Regions from separate parts of the Homo sapiens genome. Here region 1 is linked to region 2. A link is a contact called in ENCODE Hi-C or POLR2A ChIA-PET data. All regions are on one chromosome and are shown on one strand. The core of a region is the stretch at or near the end of the contact, and the rest is flanking DNA. Distances in the headings are between cores, read along the strand shown. Region 1 holds the start of BCL7B (BAF chromatin remodeling complex subunit BCL7B). Region 2 holds the start of TYW1B (tRNA-yW synthesizing protein 1 homolog B).

What was found. A loop is a pair of places that touch in the nucleus more often than their neighbours do. ChIA-PET counts read pairs that join two places held with the same protein, here RNA polymerase II (POLR2A). Pooled maps may share reads with other maps.
Region 1: a loop to region 2 is called in a map of naive thymus-derived CD4-positive, alpha-beta T cell, with 14 times the contacts of the local background. The contact joins the promoter of BCL7B here to the promoter of TYW1B in region 2. A Hi-C loop is called at or near these places in 1 of 168 maps with a recorded cell type or tissue (naive thymus-derived CD4-positive, alpha-beta T cell), 1 of 37 single-sample maps with no recorded cell type and 13 of 50 pooled maps. POLR2A ChIA-PET finds 5 or more read pairs at or near these places in 1 of 52 experiments (CD4-positive, alpha-beta T cell).

The regions. Positions count from the first base shown.
Region 1 is chr7:73,553,363-73,558,945 of GRCh38, forward strand. BCL7B (BAF chromatin remodeling complex subunit BCL7B) reads right to left here and starts at 4,328. Exons shown (of 6, transcript NM_001707.4): 1 at 4,125-4,328. The coding sequence starts at 4,216. RefSeq lists silencers at 3,664-4,113, 4,134-4,183, 4,204-4,313, 4,364-4,603.
Region 2 is chr7:72,826,136-72,831,576 of GRCh38, forward strand. It overlaps TYW1B (tRNA-yW synthesizing protein 1 homolog B), which reads right to left and starts at 2,065. Exons shown (of 14, transcript NM_001145440.3): 1 at 1,937-2,065; 2 at 720-850. The coding sequence starts at 1,940. It also overlaps the pseudogene SBDSP1. RefSeq lists a silencer at 1,975-2,234 and enhancers at 2,035-2,329, 2,565-2,614.

The DNA of each region.
Region 1 (5,583 bases), core at 3,078-5,577, 730 kb after region 2:
CTAAGACTGCATAAAGAAAAAGAAAACTAGGCCAGGCGCGCTGGCTCACACCTGTAATCCCAGCACTTTGGGAGGCCAAAGTGGGCGGATCACGAGGTCAAGAGATCGAGACCATCCTAGCTAATACGGTGAAACCCTGTCTCTACTAAAAATACAAAAAATTAGCTGGGTGTGGTGGCACGCACCTGTAGTCCCAGCTACTCAGGAGGCTGAGGCAGGAGAATTGCTTGAACCTGAGAGGCAGAGGTTGCAGTGAGCCGAGATTGCGCCAATGCACTCCAGCCTGGGTGACAGAGCGAGATTCCGTCTCAAAAAAAAAAAGAAAGAAAACTAGTCTAAAGAAATTTTTAAATTTCAACTTTGAAGTTCAAAGCTTTGTAGAAATCCTGTCTCTTGCTGTGTTCCAAAGGGGTAAAAATGGCAGAGTTTATCAGTCCACTACGCTCACGAAATAAGCAAAGGGATAAGCCTTGCACAAGGTCACTCTCTAAATGACTAAGGACCCCCAACTATCTACACCAGATTAGAATGCCACTGTTCTGAGCTTACCCACAGAGTGCCTTCGAGGTCTGCAAACAAATGTGTGGAGGAGATAGAACAAAGGAGACTTTTTTTTTTTTTTTTTTTGAGATAGGGTCTCCGTCACCCAGGCTGGAGTGCAGTGGCGTGATCACCACTCCTTGCGGCCTCAAAATCCCAGGCTCAGGTGAATCTCCCATCTCAGCCTCCCAAGTAGCTGGGACTACAGGCCACCACGCCCAGTTAATTTTTTGTATTTTTAGTAAGGATAGGGTTTCACCATGTTGCCCAGGTTGATCTTGAACTCCTGGGCTCAAGCGATCCTCTTGCCTCAGCCTCTCGAAGTGCTGGGATTACAGGTGTGAGCCACCGTGCCCAGCCTCTCCTTCATTCCAAGAAGGTTATTCCCTAAGCGTGCAGGCAGAGAACAAATTTGCTTATTTTAAGGTCCACCAATACCTTAAGAGGTACTTGCTGTCAGTAGGAACAAGGGTCAAATGCAGGGAACTGCTTTGTCACAGATCTGAGCCAACTTCTCAAAGAGTCAAGTCCAAATATGAAGTCACGAAAAAGCAAAAAAAAAGCAACTGCTGTTGTAGTTGTTGATGCTGTTCAGCAAATGATGACATAATAGGGCCGGGCACGGTGGCTCACACCTGCAACCCCAGCACTTTAGAAGGCTGAGGTGGGTGGATCACTTGAGCCCAGGAGTTCGAGACCAGCCTGGGCAATATGGTGAAATCCTGTCCTCACTAAAAATACAAAAATTAGCCGGGCATGGTGGCGCACACCTGTAGTCCCGACTACTCAGGAGGCTGAGGCGGAAGAACTGCTTGAACCCCAGAGGCGGACACTGCAGTGAGCCAAGACCACGCCACTGCACTCCAGCCTGGGTGACAGGCAAGACTGGGTCTCAAAAAAAAAAAAAAAAAACAGATGACATACTGGGAGTGTAAAGAGACTGTGATGTAACAGAAGGAGCGAATTAAAGTCTTAGAAAATAACTAAAATTAATTCCTGAACAGACCACTCCATTTTCTCATTTATTCAACCAATTAGTATACAACAGGCTGTGCTAGGCCCTGGTGATGCAGGGAACAAGATCCACAGTCCCTGCCCTCACAGACCCTGTCTTATATCTGGAAACAGACATGAATAGCTCAATTCAAGATTAGTCACTTAATCATCAGGTTCAACCATATCAAATTGCCATTTTTGTAGGTTAATTAGTCAAATACAGGAGGCCAGGCACAGTGGCTCACATCTGTAATTCCAGCACTTTGGGAGGTCATGGTGGGAGGACCACTTGGAATTCAGGAGTTCAAGACCAGCTTGGCCAACATGGTGAAACCCGGTCTCCACAAAAATACAAAAAATTAGCTGGGTGTGGTGGTGTACACTTATAATCAGCTACTCGGGAGGCTGAGGCAGAATTGCTTGAACCCGGGAAGCAGAGGTTGCCGTGAGCCAAGATCGCACCATTGCACTCCAACGTGGGTGACAGAGCAAGACTCTGTCTCAAAAAAAAAGAAATCAAATATAGGAAATGTCTTATGAGTCCATCTAATACAACTGTGGAAAGGTCTATGAAGGAGACTTGATCTAGATTGGGAATCTCAAGTGGTAAACCTAAGGAAGCAACTTTTGAGCTGAGCTAGGAGTTAACTCGGCAAGAGGGAGGAGAGGAGAGAGGAAGAAGAATGCCAGGCGGCAGGAAGAGCAGAGTGACTTCATTGGTAAGACAGCGGGCATCCTGGGAAAGAGCCAGCCAAGTGAGGCAGGAAGGAGGGCCTTCTTCAGTATTTATCCTAAAAGCAAGAAGGGAACCACTGAAGCATTACTAGGGGTGCTAGGATAAGATGCACATTTTATATATTTTTTTACAGATGGGGTCTCACTGTGTTGCCCAGGCTGGAGTGCCATGGCATGATCATAGTTCACTGCAGCCTCAACTCCTGGGCTCCAGCGATCCTCCCACCACAGCCTTCCAAATAAGGCTGTGCACTTTAAAAAGGTCACTCCGCTACTCGGAAGAGAGAAAAATAAAATCACTCAGTGCAAATGAACAGACTGGGGAATGAGCAAGAGCAGAAGCAGAGAGTTTACAGGGAGGCTGGTACAGAGTTCCAGGTGACAGGGGATGGCCCTTCAGCCTAGCCTGCTAGGGGCGGGGGGGTCAAAAATGGGGAGAAGAGAAAGGTGTACCTGTTCTTAGGTTTCACCAAAACCTCGGAGGATTAAAGGTGGACGAGGAAAACCATGAGTATGTTAAACTAATATTTATACTGAAACCCAACTATATATGAAGCCCTCAGACATAAAAAAGAGAAGGAACTTCCCTCTTGTGGGGAAATGGACAGATAAACACACAAATAAAGTCCAACGTACCAACGACCTTAAAGGAGGTAAAGGGATGGGAGGAGTTAAGGAAAGCTTCCTGGCGGGAGGTAACATCTACTTGAACTTTTATTTTCTGTAGAGACGGGGTCTCACTATGTTGCCCAGGCTGGTCTCAAACTCCTGGCCTCAAGCGATCCGCCCACCTCAGCCTCCCAAAGTGCTGGGATTACATGCCTGAGCCACCTCACCTAGCCAGACCTGGGTTTTTAAATTATTAGTAGTAATTGGCTATACAAAAGAGCTGACGAAGTTGGCTGTGAAAGTTTAATGTGATGACTCCGATACACACCGATATAGTATGTATCGGAGTTCCGGATACTAAACAGGGGCTCAATCGGCATCTTCCATGAACATTTTAGACACGGGGTCTCTCTCCGTAGCCCAGGCTGGAGTGCCGTGGCACGATCATAGCTCACTGCAGCCTCCAACTCCTGGGTCCCAGCAATCCTCCCACCACAGCCTCCCAAGTAAGGATGTGCACTTTAAAAAGACCACTCTGCTACTTGGAAGTGAGAAAAATAAAATCACACAGTGCAAATGATGAACGGACTGGGGAATGAACAAGAGCAGAAGCAGGGAAATTAGAGGGAGGCTGGTACATAGTTTGCAAAGGACTCTCCTGACAGCCGCCGGGGCAGCAAGAGAAAATGCCTACCAAGCTCGCGGCGCAGGGGCCGGTTACTGGGGGAAAGGGAGGGGTATCCCTCTGGATGACACCAGGCTTGCTCCCTTGACAGATGGACTAACCCAGAAACTCACCCAACTTCAACGCCTGAATACGCAGAGCGCTCAGCCTGGCGGGCTGACACCACTCCAGGGCTACTCGCTATTATCAAGAGGAAGCCTGGAAACGCAGGCGGGGCCACTGCCCAGGAAGAGGGGAGGGCGGGCCCCGGGCTGGGCCGGGCGCGGGCACCGACGCCAGGCAGCTCCAGTCCGGGCCGGAAGCCGGAATCCCCTCCCAGGCGGCGCGCGGCAGCAGCCGCAGCAGGTGGGCGGGCCCGCGAGCCGGGAGGACCGCTGATTGGCCGCGGCCGGCGCGCCCTCTGACCTCACGCCGACGCCAGCGGCGCCCTCCTCCCGCCTTCTCCCGCACCCCCCTCCCCCAGCGCCGGCCGGTCGGCTCCCACCTGACCCGCCAGTCCCACGCTCCTCAGGGCCTGGATCCGCGACCCCCGCCAGCCCCCTAAGCTCCGGCCCCTCACCATTTCCGCACTTTCTCGATGGCCGCCATCACCTTCTTGATGTCGTCCTTGGCCCGGCTGCGGGTCTCCGCCCGGACCGACCGGCCCGACATGGCGGCGGCGGGAGCGGCGGGGGCCGGGGCACTGCTCCCAAGACACCGGGGATCGCGCGCCTCACGCGCCGCCGCCCGCCCGCCGCCGCCGCAGCGTCACAGCGGCCGTCGCCCCCTCCGTGCGCGCGTGCGCGAGAAAGCGCGCGCACCCGCCCGCCCCTTGGGGCTCACGGCCTCAGCGCGCCTGCGCGCCCCGCCCGGGGCGTCCCTCCTGAGTGCCCCGGGAGTCCCCTGAGCCCCCTACCCGGGCCGGGGTGCGAGGCGGGTTGGGCGCACGTGCTTGTGGTCAGGGCGAGGTGCGAGGTGCCGCCGGTGGGCAACCTGGTTCTCTTCCCTGAGAGTTTGGAGGTCGGCTCCCTGCTCTGGCCAGCGTGTTAGGAACCTGACCCTGTGGAACCGCACTCCTGCGCCATCTCTGTCCTCCCGCCTCTCCTGCCCAGCACCTTTGCCCTCTGGCTCCTACGCTGTGCTCCAACCACGCCTTTCTTAAGGATGGCTTCCGGTCTTTGCACACACCTGTTCCTCACCTGGAATCCCCTCCTCTCTTTACCAGATGAACTGCTTTCCCAGCATTCAGACCACATTCTTGCCTTTTCTCGAGTATCTAGTAGTCCCAAGTATTTGGGAGGCTGAAGCGGGAGGATCACTTGACCCCAGGAATTTGAGGCTGCCGTCAGCTATGATATGATCGCACCTGTGAATAGCCACTGCACTCCAGCCTGGGCAACATATGGAGACCCCATGTCTAAACGAGACCCCGTCTCTAAAGTAAATAAATAAAAAGATGTCTATTTTGTGCAAGACTCTGTACCTAAAGCTGAAGACATACGTGGTTTTGGTTTCAAAGAGCTTCCAGTTTGTTTATTTATTGAGACGGAGTCTCGCTCTGTGACTCAGGCTGGAGTGCAGTGGTGTGATCTCCGCTCACTGCAACCTCCGCCTCCCGGGTTCAAGCGGTTCTTCTGCCTCAGCCTCCTGAGTAGCTGGGATTACAGGCGGGTGCCACCACGCCCAGCTAATTTTTGTAATTTTAGTAGAGACGGGGTTTTATCATGTTGGTCAGGCTGGTCTGGAACTCCTGACCTCGTGATCTGCCCGCCTTGGCCTCTCAAAGTGCTGGGATTACAGGCGTGAGCCACCACGCCTGGCCTTTTTTTTTTTGAGACGGAGTCTCGCTCTTTTGCCCAGGCTGGAGTACAGTGGTGTGATCTCGGCTCACTACAATCTCCGCCTCCCGGGTTCAAGCAATTTTCTGTCTCAGCCTTCCGAGTAGCTGGGATTATAGTCGTCCGCCATCACACCCAGCTAATTTTTTTATTTTTAGTGGAGATGGGGTTTCACCATGTTGGTCAGGCTGGTCTTGAACT
Region 2 (5,441 bases), core at 815-3,314:
CCAGACACAAAGATGTCTTTCTCTCGAAGGGAGACATAACCATTTGTCATCAAATCCTGAGCTGCTTTTGGAACAGATTTTTCCTGTAAGTTCCTGCCCTTGAAGACAAATAATTACACAAAATCCATCAAGCCTAAATCGTTTCCCAACTTCAGCAGGGATGAAAGGTAGCACAGATACTGACACACTTTATTTTTCTCTTAATCTGACACACCTGTATTTTTCTCTTAAATCTTTCTGGTTGTATTCCTCAAATATTAGCCCCTTGGTATAATAAGGTCCTTTAATAGGCAGGACCCACATTTTTAAGGCTCATGATTTCCATTCCCTCCAAGAAAAAACTTTACATACTTTTATCCTATAAGGTATTTTAGTAGAATAATAGTAGGAACTTATTTTCTGATCCTTAATTAATGGAAAGAGAGGACTACTGACCCTTAAAGGTATAAAACAAATTTGTTTTTCATATAAAAGGTTCACTTTTCATTACAAAAATCTTCCTGTATCTTAAAAATGAGACACACCTATCAAAGAAAAAGTAAGTAACTTAATCCAAGATAACTTAGTCTCCAAAAACTTAGAGAAGAAATTTATTTTAGGCATTTCATTAAAATGTCTAAAGACCAAACACAAAAGTAATTAAAGGTTCCTTTTAGTGTTTAAATCCTCTATAAAATCTGATGCCTAAATACTCTATTAAAAAAAATAACTCCACTTACCTGCATCTCGATGACAATCTGGACACAAATCCAAAGGCTAATGCTAACAGCAAAGCCCAGATAAATGTAAAACCTGTTTATCCATAATGATATTAAAGGTGAGGAGAGGTCCCATGTATCCGCAGAAGGATCTAAATTTAAAATGACACACACAGATAATTTCATTTAAAGCTACATATACAAAGATATCCTTCCCGATTTTAAGAAGAAAATAAAACCAACCTTACATTCAACAACCCAGCTAAGAAATCTAATTTAAAAATCAACTGTTGGCCGGGCACAGTGGCTCATGCCTGTAATCCCAGCACTTTGGGTGGCTGAGGCGGGCAGATCACCTGAGGTCAGGAGTTCGAGACCAGCCTGGCCAACATGGTGAAACCCCGCCTCTACTAAAAATACAAAAATTAGCCGGGCATGGTGGCGCGCGCCTGTAATCCCAGCTACTCGGGAGGCTGAGGCAGGAGAACTGCTTGCACCTGGGAGGCAGAGGTTGCAGTGAGCCAAGATTGCGCCACCGCACTCCAGCCTGGGCGACAGAGCAAGGCTCCATCTCGTGGGGGGGGCGGGGGAATCAACTGTAATAAAAATAACACACTATGTAGTAACGTAATAAAATTATCATACTGTTAACACTAACTCAAAGAAAAAACAGAATATAAAACTGTATCTTCACTTCGAAATGAGCATTTAGAAGCAAGAGAAGGAACATAAAGTAAAAATACTTCATGTGAAATTAAGTTAATTGTTTTGTTGTGCTTGCTCCATAAAAAAAGCTTAAGTAGTAAAAGTATTCTTTTTACTAACTGTACTTTCAAAGGCTCACGGTTAAACTTGTAAAAGATTCTCAAGTAACTGACCTTACGTCTCATTTTTTTTTTTAAGAGAGATATGGAAGGACCTGGCTTCAAACGTTCAACCTGGCAGCAATTTCAAAAGTCGAAGCCTGAAATTTAGGCTTTACAGGTGCAAAAGTCCTAATACACGTGGGTAAAGTGGGAGGGGTAGTTTTCTGTCTAACCCCCTAGCCTCAAAAGGCAAAAGCCAGGTCAAAAGTAGGGATCGGTCCTCCTTGCTCTCAGCGGCGGCTAGCCGGTGCTGTCAAGTGCAACAGTCTCCGAAGGAAGGGGACCGAGGACGCCACTCCGCCCGGAGAGGGTCTCAGTAAAACGTTTACCTCCCCTGCCGCCCCAGGGTCCTTGCCCGCCGAGTGCCCTTACCCATCCTCCTCAGAGCCGACAGGAGACTAGGATCTCGGACCTGGAGAGCCCAAAGGTTCGCACTGGTACTGCGAGACGCACCGAGCTACCTCGCGGCGTTAGCGCCGTACCGAGTGGCTGCAGAACTGTGGGCAGCTACGACGCTGCCAGGCCCGTCCTGATTGGTTCAGAGGACGAAGAGGTGGGCCCAGAGGAAAGCCCGGAGCTCCGGGAAAGGAAGCCAGTGCCCGGTGCGCTCTCGGCCCTGCTCCGATTGGCTCAGAGGGGAAAGGGGGCGTGTCCAGAAATAAGCACCGCCCGGAGTTCCGGGCGATGAGGGCGGAGCGCTTCCGCCTCCGTTTGGATTGGCTCAGACTGGGAAAAGGCGGGTCCAGAGAGAAATGATTGGCATGGGAAAATTAAAAGAGGAAAGGAGTGGGGAGCGGGGGAAATGCTATGTGGGCCTGTTTGGATCTTAATTGAAATAAACCGACTGTAGAAAGGCATTATTTTTGGGAAACCCCGAGGGTAAACCCCGAGGATGACTTAATATCATCTAATAGATGATATTAAGGAATTGTAGTTAATCTCGTCGCGTGTATCTGTTAAGGGCTATAGGCTGAAGTATTTAATGCTGAAACCATATGATGCTTTCTTTAAAATACCCCCAACCGGCCGGGCGCTGTGACTCAAACCTGTAATCCCAGCACTTTGGGAAGCCGAAGCGGGAGGATCGCTTGAGCCCAGGAGTTCGAGACCAGCCTGAGCAACATAGTGAGACCTCGTCTGTACAAAAAATTTTTTTAATTATTTATTTAATTAAATTAGCTTGGCGTGGCCGCTCACACCTGTAGTCCCAGCTACTTGGGAAGCTAACGCTGGAAGATCGCTCGAACCCAGGAGGTCGAAGCTGCAGTGGGGCCATGACCCTGCCACTGCACTCCAGCCTGGGTGACAGAGTGAGACTGACTTTAAAAAAAAAAAGTAAATAAAAAAGCAACAAAAAAAATGAAAAAAGAATAAAACAAGGATGGCAAAATGTTGATAGCGCGGTGATGGGTACATGGAAGGTTCATTACACTTTTTTGTCTACATTTTATGTTAAAATATTTCTATTATAAAAGGGTGAGTAAATAAAAATATTTATCATAAAATAATTCCATTATAAAAAAATTTCTATTATAAAGTGGGTCTGGCCCTTGAATTCCGCGGAACGAGGTGGTGCCAACGCTGTGTTTCAACCCGGTCACTAAACATCCGCGAGCATCCTGTCAGAGCTCTCAGCTCATTGGCGAAAGTAAAACGCCAAGGAAAAGCACCTCCCTTTTTGGGCGTGGAAAGATGGCGGTAAAAGCCACAATGCGCAGGCGTCATCGCTCACTTCTCCCCTCCCGGCTTCTGCTCCACCTGACGCCTGCGCAGTAAGTAAGCCTGCCAGACACGCTGTGGCGGCTGCCTGAAGCTAGTGAGTCGCGGCGCCGCGCACTTGTGGTTGGGTCAGTGCCGCGCGCCGCTCGGTCGTTACCGCGAGGCGCTGGTGGCCTTCAGGCTGGACGGCGCGGGTCAGCCCTGGTTTGCCGGCTTCTGGGTCTTTGAACAGCCGCGATGTCGATCTTCACCCCCACCAACCAGATCCGCCTAACCAATGTGGCCGTGGTACGGATGAAGCGCGCCAGGAAGCGCTTCGAAATCGCCTGCTACAAAAACAAGGTCGTCGGCTGGCGGAGCGGCTTGTGAGTAGCCCCCTCCCTCGGGCCTGGGCCTGGGCCTGAGCCGTCACCTCCGAGGCGGCCTGTCTCTGCCCAAGTCGAGTGAATGGGCCAGGCTGGGGTGTTTGTTGGCCCGGGAGGAAATGGAACATTCCTGCTGTGAGCATGAGACGTCGCTGTCCGAGCTTGGCGCCTAAGCCAAGGGTTTCTTTATTTGGTTGGTTCCGATTGGGTTGTTGGTTTGGGGTTTTGTTTTGTTGGTGTCATAAAAGCTGCAGCCAAGAAATCTCATAATTGTGGTCCTTTTCCTAGAATAATGATGGCTGAGAACCTAGTGTTCCGAATACTGTCATAGATCTCAGTAGCCCTAGCAGTTTAAAGTGCGTAGTGTCTTCACTGCTGCCATCTAGGGACTGGCATTCCGTGGCAGCAGCTGTCTGCACCCCACCCTTGTGTTTCTTACGTCCTCCCATGACATTTTTCTCCAGTGAGCAAATGGTAGGGCAAATACAGTTCTGAGTTTTGAAAATGTTCCCTCAGGCCGATGCGGGCAGATCACTTGAGGCCAGGAGTTCGAGGCCAGCCTGGCCAACATGAAACACCATCTCTACTAAAAATACAAAATTAGCCGGGTGTGGTGGCGCATGCCTGTAATCCCAGCTACTCAGGAGGCTGAGGCAGGAGAATCACTTGAACCCGGGAGGCGGACGTTGCAGTGAGCCGAGATCGCGCCATTGCACTCCAGCCTGGGCAAAAACAGTGAAATTCCATCTAAGGGCGGGGGGGGAAGAAAACTGCCCTCTACACTAAAGGTCATCAGGGGGATTTGTTGTGTCTTGCCGTTCATGTTGTTGCCATCTCGTATTTAAATGTAAATGCATGTCCAAGTTTCAAGTATATTCACATAGGACTTTCTCTCCTGCCCTCACAAGGGAAAAAGACCTTGATGAAGTTCTGCAGACCCACTCAGTGTTTGTAAATGTTTCCTAAGGTCAGGTTGCCAAGAAGGAAGATCTCATCAGTGCGTTTGGAACAGATGACCAAACTGAAATCTGTAAGCAGGCGGGTAACAGCTGCAGCATAGCTAACCCTAATAACCATTTATAACGTATTTGTAGATATATTAAACATTAAAGGCTGTTTTTCTGGAGGAAAGACTAACCAAGCAATAATGTGAACTGCACAATATCACTTCTAATAATAAAGAACTTGGTGGTTTTGTTTTTTTGTGTTTTTTTTTTTTGCCAAAACCTCCTGAAATCAGATTTTCTACTAAATTACCTCATTTTTCTATAAATTACCTCATTTATAGAATGTGGTATACCTGAAAACTGAATTTGTTTTCAAGTATTTCATCTTTCAGACCCTTTTATTTTTTTGGCAGGGGACAGAGTCTTGCTCTGTTGCCCTTGGCTGGAGTGCAGTGCACTTCACTGCACTCAGCTCACTGCAACCTCTGCCTCCTGGGTTCAAGCGATTCTCTTGCCTCAGCTTCCAGGGTAGCTGGGATTACAGGTGCCCACCACCCTGCCCGGCTAATTTTTGGATTTTTAGTAGAGATGGGGTTTCACTATGTTGGCCGGGTTGGTCTCAAACTCCTGACCTTGGGTGATATGCCCACCTCAGCCACCCAAAGTGCTGGGATTACAGATGTGAGCCACTGCGCCCAGCCAAAAGATTCTTGCATCTTTTGGGCAAAGCTCAAACCATTACTTACATATTAATAGCTGGAGAGGATGAAATTTAATTTTCTCCCCAGTTACTCATTTTTTGTCGTTAGTTAATAAATAGTGTGTGATAGAGAAAGATAGTGATTT